Regions from separate parts of the Homo sapiens genome. Here region 2 is linked to region 1. Evidence: chromatin contacts called from ENCODE Hi-C or POLR2A ChIA-PET data. All regions are on one chromosome and are shown on one strand. Each heading gives the region's core, a stretch centred on a gene start or an enhancer-like site at or near the end of the contact. The rest is flanking DNA. Distances are from core to core; before and after follow the strand shown.

What was found. Hi-C counts contacts between places; a loop is a spot of excess contacts on that map. ChIA-PET counts read pairs that join two places held with the same protein, here RNA polymerase II (POLR2A). Pooled maps may share reads with other maps.
Region 2: a map of B cell shows a loop between it and region 1 (17-fold over the local background). The contact joins the promoter of PBDC1 here to the promoter of BRWD3 in region 1. A Hi-C loop is called at or near these places in 3 of 168 maps with a recorded cell type or tissue (B cell, CD4-positive, alpha-beta memory T cell and gastrocnemius medialis) and 12 of 50 pooled maps. POLR2A ChIA-PET finds 5 or more read pairs at or near these places in 2 of 52 experiments (CD8-positive, alpha-beta memory T cell and activated naive CD4-positive, alpha-beta T cell).

Annotation. Positions count from the first base shown.
Region 1 is chrX:80,808,585-80,811,366 of GRCh38, reverse strand. BRWD3 (bromodomain and WD repeat domain containing 3) reads left to right here and starts at 1,490. Exons shown (of 41, transcript NM_153252.5): 1 at 1,490-1,926; 2 at 2,063-2,121; 3 at 2,325-2,354; 4 at 2,769-2,782. The coding sequence starts at 1,896. LOC124905202 (a long non-coding RNA gene) reads right to left here and starts at 2,559. Exons shown (of 2, transcript XR_007068278.1): 1 at 2,074-2,559. RefSeq lists an enhancer at 1,176-1,255.
Region 2 is chrX:76,171,704-76,174,855 of GRCh38, reverse strand. It overlaps PBDC1 (polysaccharide biosynthesis domain containing 1), which reads right to left and starts at 1,794. Exons shown (of 6, transcript NM_016500.5): 1 at 1,688-1,794; 2 at 1,206-1,271. The coding sequence starts at 1,717. RefSeq lists enhancers at 1,412-1,711, 925-1,782.

The DNA.
Region 1 (2,782 bases), core at 241-2,740:
GCAAATATTCCAAAATCTGAAAAAGTCCAAAATCCAAAACATTTCTGGTCCCAAGCACTTTGGATAAAGAATACTCAACCTGTACATTATACTTCAACTATAAAATTATTCAGTCTGGTATTTTGCTAAACTACTTGCAATGAGTTGTCTAGGTCTCATGTATCTTTTTATATCATTTTGTTGTATCAATTATTCATATTTGTTTTGTCAAGTTCCATGGCAATAACAACCAAAGATAAGCCTATCACTTCACAATTACCTCCTGTGGTTATTGCTTTCTGAGGAAAAAAAAAAATTACAAGTGAGAGCTAATCAACCTAGGCTAAGTTTATGTCAACTTAGAAATTCAAGGCCCACTGTGGTCAGTGGCAGAGCTGAGTGAGGAAACCCAATTCCCAAGAATATAGCCTTAAATTTAGATGAACCTTCAAATTGTAATATTTCAATGTAAATAATACATGCAACTTAAAATGCATTTCTGGTCTCATCAGGTTTAGGTGAGGGAGTGGGGTGGGGACAGGATGTTACGGGAAAGTAGGGAAGAAAAGGACCCGGTTTACTAATCTGTGTCAATTATCATACCAACCCCTTTCATCATTGAAGATTTCAGCAACCAAATACTGAAGGTCAGTGCGGTACCAAGGGTTGGGGTTATATATTAAACAGTGTAGTCCCGAACCTGTAGAAAACTATTGATACCTTGCATAGAGATAGGCAATAATACATAAAGATTATTGAAAACTCTTGGTTAAAGTACTTTAGTAGTATTTGAAAACACAATAGGAAATTACCCTGTAGGAATGGGATGTGTTAGATCCCAGCCGTAGATACGGCACGTGTTAAACTTTCAGAAGGGGAAACATGCTTCACGGCTGATTGCAAATTTCTCATGCAATATTTGTCAGAATCCAGGAGCATTTTAAGTGGTCTTCTAACAATATAAGCCCCGCACTTTGGACTGGTAAGTACAACATTTTCATTTGGTAAATAATAATAATTTTAAACAGAAACAAGTCACGACCAAATAGCGACTCATCCTCCCCCAGGCATAAAACCCTTTAGCCAGCTAGCCGCCTTTCCACGGGGTAGAGTATAAACAGCAAACAAAACCGCTTTGGTACCGGGAGGAAAAAGGGGAAAGGAGTCGAGTCAAAACACCGTCTCTTAAGTTCCTCAAGATCAACCCAGGGGGAAGGGTCCTCCACCGGAAAGGGCCGGATTGCCTTCACAGGAAGGGAAAGTCACTCCGGAGCTCGCAGACGCGAATGCCACCACAGAGTTCCAAGGCGGCTGCCAGAGCGTCGGCCGTCAGTTAGCACCTCCCCCTCCTTCCCAGAGCTGTAGCTAAGCAACCATCGGGCTCCGGGAGAGTCTAGGCTCAGCTGCTGTATTAGTGCCTCTAGCGGGGAACTATGAGCGCTGCAAAACCCTATCACCATTTTTACCCTCCCCTCTCTCCACCCCCTTTGCCCCCGCCCACCTCTTCGCCACTTCGGCTCCTCCCTCTTCTCGCTCCGTCTATCTCTCTCTCTCTCTCTCTCTCCGCCCCCCCACCCCCCGCGTCTCTCTCTCTCTCTCTCTCTCTCTCTCTCTCTCTCTCTCTCTCTTTTTCCTCTCTCTCTCTCTCTCTTCTCTCTCTCTCTCTCACTCACTCACTCTCTCTCTCCCTCTCCCTCTCCTCTCCTTCCTCCTCCGCCTCCTCAGCTCTTGGGCTAGAATATCTATGGGTCGAAACGTGATGCGATGAATTCGAGAGAGAGCGAAACTAGGACGAGGAGTGCGGCGGAAGCGGCGGGACTCCCGGGCATGGGGGCTTCACCACAATAGAGGCAGCGCCCCCACCCGCCCCCGCCAGCCCCTCCGGAGCGAAGCCCCCAAACCCCCTCGGGAAAAGGATGGCGGCAGCACCTACCCAGATCGAAGCCGGTGGGTAGCTGTGTCGGGGGGTGGGGGGGTGCTAAGGGAATGGGGGCTTAGCGCGAAGGCTGTCAGTTTCTTTTGAAAAAGCTTCTATTTCTCTTCTCTACCTCCCTCTGAACCTCTTTTCCCCCCTCTTCCCCAGAGCTGTATTACCTGATCGCTAGGTTCTTGCAGTCTGGACCCTGCAACAAATCCGCTCAGGTAAGGGGAAGAAAGAGATCTGGGAGTCGTGGTGAATGGTCCCAGTGGGGAAATCGAGGCAGCGGGACGAGCAGTTCCGTTGAGGGTGAGGGAAAGGCCGGCCTTGACTAGTCAAACGGTCAGCGGCTGGGCTTTAAGTGTGGAGGGAGGAATGGGTTGATGGCCCGAGCTGCTCCTCATATCTGTGTTTCCCTTTTGCTCAGGTGCTAGTGCAGGAGCTCGAGGAGCATCAGGTACGGAGCCCCTTCGGGAAGGGTGGGGAGGGTTGAGGTGAGACTGGAGGAAGGGGAGGGCAAGTCAGGGGCGGAAGACGGGCTGGGATAGAGGCTTCGATCTGGGTACCCGTAGCTGTTGTCACCGGGGTGAATTGGCTTCTTCCCTCAAAAGGGGCAGACAACGCTGGGGTCTTAACTCGTCCCCGCTTTATGCTTGTGGGAGGCAGTTTTTCAGGATTTCCTTCTCGACCCCCCTTCCCCCCCCCCCCCATATACTTGTCTAGCTCTGAGCCAATAGCTATCAGGCCGAGAGAAATAAAGACGGTAAAGTGTTGAGGACTGGGACACAGGTTGGGTCCAGTTGATGGGGAGCGGAGGCTTTTCCTTCATCATTTGCCTCCGCTTCCCCCTTTCTTTTCGTCCGGCCCCCAGCTGATTCCGCGCCG
Region 2 (3,152 bases), core at 545-3,044, 4.6 Mb after region 1:
TCCCCATCCTACTACTGAATAGCAAATTAAGGAAGTATGTGGATGTCTAGTTAATGCTCAAGAGGGCTACCAAACTTGATGTTACTGTCAAATGATAAAAACTGGAGTAATAAATTTGGACAATAATTATTTTGTCTGTATGACAACCAAAAAAAGCTACCTACACAGTATAATGAACACAATGAGCCACCGGCTATCTTTTCCCAGCTGCTAGTGAAAGCTGGGAGACTAAATAAAGCAGGAGATAAATCACCTTCTCAGGATTGAGTTAAATCATTGTAAAACTGAAATAATATACCCATCAATTCCACTGAGTTGTTGGGAGAACAAAGAATCAAAATGAAAATTACTTTTCACTTTTAAGACTGAAGCATGTCATAATCATTTTTGTTTACCAAACAGCCAATTCCCCATACTGTAACACCTAGAAATGAATTAGCACATGAAACAGGTCAAGGTTATAATAAGTCTTACCAAGCACCCCACTGGAGGTTCCACTGGAATCTCCCATTCCAACGAGACCGAGCTATTTCACTGACTCCAGAAAAAGCCATTTGCATTTGTTACCTCCATGCCTTAGACCATGCACTTTTCCCACGTGCCAATCCATGTCCTTTGTCCACCTACACTTTGAGGATACAGGTAAAGCTCCATTTCCTCAGTCAAGTCTTCCACTGCCTTGGCCCCTTAGGGATTTCTCCTTCAGCTAAATTATTTGGATCTTATGGCCTGACCCACTCATTATATGTATCACACTCTTATTTGGGTGTTTTTACTATTCTCACATCCTCTTGTCTTGTTTTGGAAAATACCTCATATACTTTCTCAGTAATTTTCTAAACCAGACACACCATAAGCTGCACAATGGAATCCCTCAGAGACCCTTTAAAAATACTGATTCTTGGCTCTCATTACCCAGACATTCTGATTTAGGTGGTATGAACTGCAATCTAGGCAGCGGGATGTTTAAAAGCTCCCCAGTAATTCTAAAGCGTGGCCAACTTGGGGAACCACTTCCACAGGCGTTAGTCCTGCGTTTGTGGACCAAGATTAAAACGAACTGAACGAAGGTGCAGTTTCTGGTGTAAGTGGAGAGGGTCTGCAGTAGATTATCAGGACGTGAAGTTATAACTTAGTGGCAGGCAGGTCCTGCAGAGATCCCAGGCTAGCTGAGTGGGTGGGAGCTGTGGGTGAGTCATACTCACATCGTTGCCATACGACTCTGCTGGGAGAGAAAGCGCATGTGCCACAGACACCAACTCCCCGGAAACCTAGAAAGGAGGAAAAAGAGTTCAAGGCTCCCCCCAAGGCCGGGCGCGGTGGCTCCCCCCAAGGCCAGTCGCAGTGACTCGTGCCTGTAATCCCAGCACTTTGGGAGGCCGAGGCGGGCGGATCGCCTGAGCCCAGGAGTTTGAGACCAGCCTGGGCAACATGGCGAAACCCCGTCTCTACAAAAAATACAAAAAATGTAGCTGGGCGTGGTGGCACGGGCCTGTAGTCCCAGCTCCTCGGGAGGATGAGGTGGGCGGAAGATCTGAGCGCTGGAGGTCGAGGCTGCAGTAAGCGGTGATCCCACCACTGCACTCCAGCCTGGGCGACTGAGTGACACCTTGTCTCAAAAAAGAAAAAAAAAAGGCTCCACCTGGCTCGACCTCCCCACTCACCCGACCCCAGAACAGCGTCTCACCGGCTCATCAGTTCCACTGGTGGCCGCCATCTTGCAACCCCCGAAAGCGTGGCTCCTTCCGCAGCTGATTGGAAAGCTGAGCCGGATCAGAGTCCTTCTCAACTGGCGGCTCCACCGTGCGCTCTCCCTCCAGCTGAGGAAGTTGCTGGCCCCGCCTTACCCTCCCCGCACAGGCGCAGAGGTGGAGTACTGTTGCGTAGGCTGGACTGCTTGAGAGATCTGAGGTGATTGACTCGTCAGTAATTTTCGGTGGTGATCACGGGAAAAGGTTGTGTTAAAATAGTGCCCCTTTCTTGTCTTCACTGCGCCGTGTGCCCAGCAAAAATTCAAATTTACTCTCCATTCATATGCGCATATACGCACATGCGCATACACATACACACCAGTACCCCAAACCAGGGAGTGATTCACGAAAATGCATGGTGCTAGGGCGCAGAGTGCAGGAATGAAGAATTTAGTCCCTGCCTTGGAACAACTAGATATAGTGAGGGACCGGATACAGTAGTGCTCACAGCATAGCATCGGATGATGTGGGAGCATGAATGGGGGATACCTAAGCTGAATCATGAAGGGGAGCTTAGCCAAGCAGACAGGGAAAGACAGTCCAGGCAGAGGGAATAGCACAAACAAAGCCATTAGTGGCACCTTGCTGGGAATTACAAAAGCAGTATAGCTGAATCCAAAGTGGAGTCATCTATAATCATTTGAGGGAGCACAGGGCCTTTGGTATGCTGAATGTTAAAGAGTAGAGAGTTTACCCTTAGAGCAACAGTAAGCTACTGAAGATTTTTAAGTAGGCCAGCTTCATGGTCAGATTTAACTTTTATGATCACTCTAACACAACATAGAAGATTAATTTGAGGAAGACAAAATTGGAGACAGAGACACCAGTTTGAAGGCAGTGGGTGATGAAAATCTAAACTAAAGCAGTGGCAGTTGAGATGAATTTTGAGAATTAATGGGGCTTAGAATCAATAGAACTTTTTGACTAATTTCATGTAGAGGATAAAGGGGAATTTGGATTCTAGTATGACTCCCAGATTTCAGAATAGGATTTGGGCATAAATATCGTTGAGCAAGGGAACACAGAGGAGAAATGATGAGTTTAATTTGAGAAGTTAAGTTATAAGAGCCTATGGGTCATTCAGATAGAATTGACCAGGCAGAGGGAGATCTGATCAGAGATAAATTTGATAGTTGGTACTTCAGGTTTAGTTGAGCTTTCATAAGAAATCTCTAAAGTACTGTAAAGACATAAAAAGCAGCAGGTCAAGCATTTATGAAGGAAAAAAGGCAGCAAAAAAAAAAAGTTGTCGATTGTCTGTCAAAGAACAAGGCAGAGCCTCACAGAAACCAAAGGATGTAAGAGCTTCTAGAAATAAGTGGTGAGCAGACCCCAGTACTCTCAGTTGAGTATACTAAGCATAAAAATATAGGGAGGTTGACAACCTTAGCAAGAGCAGGT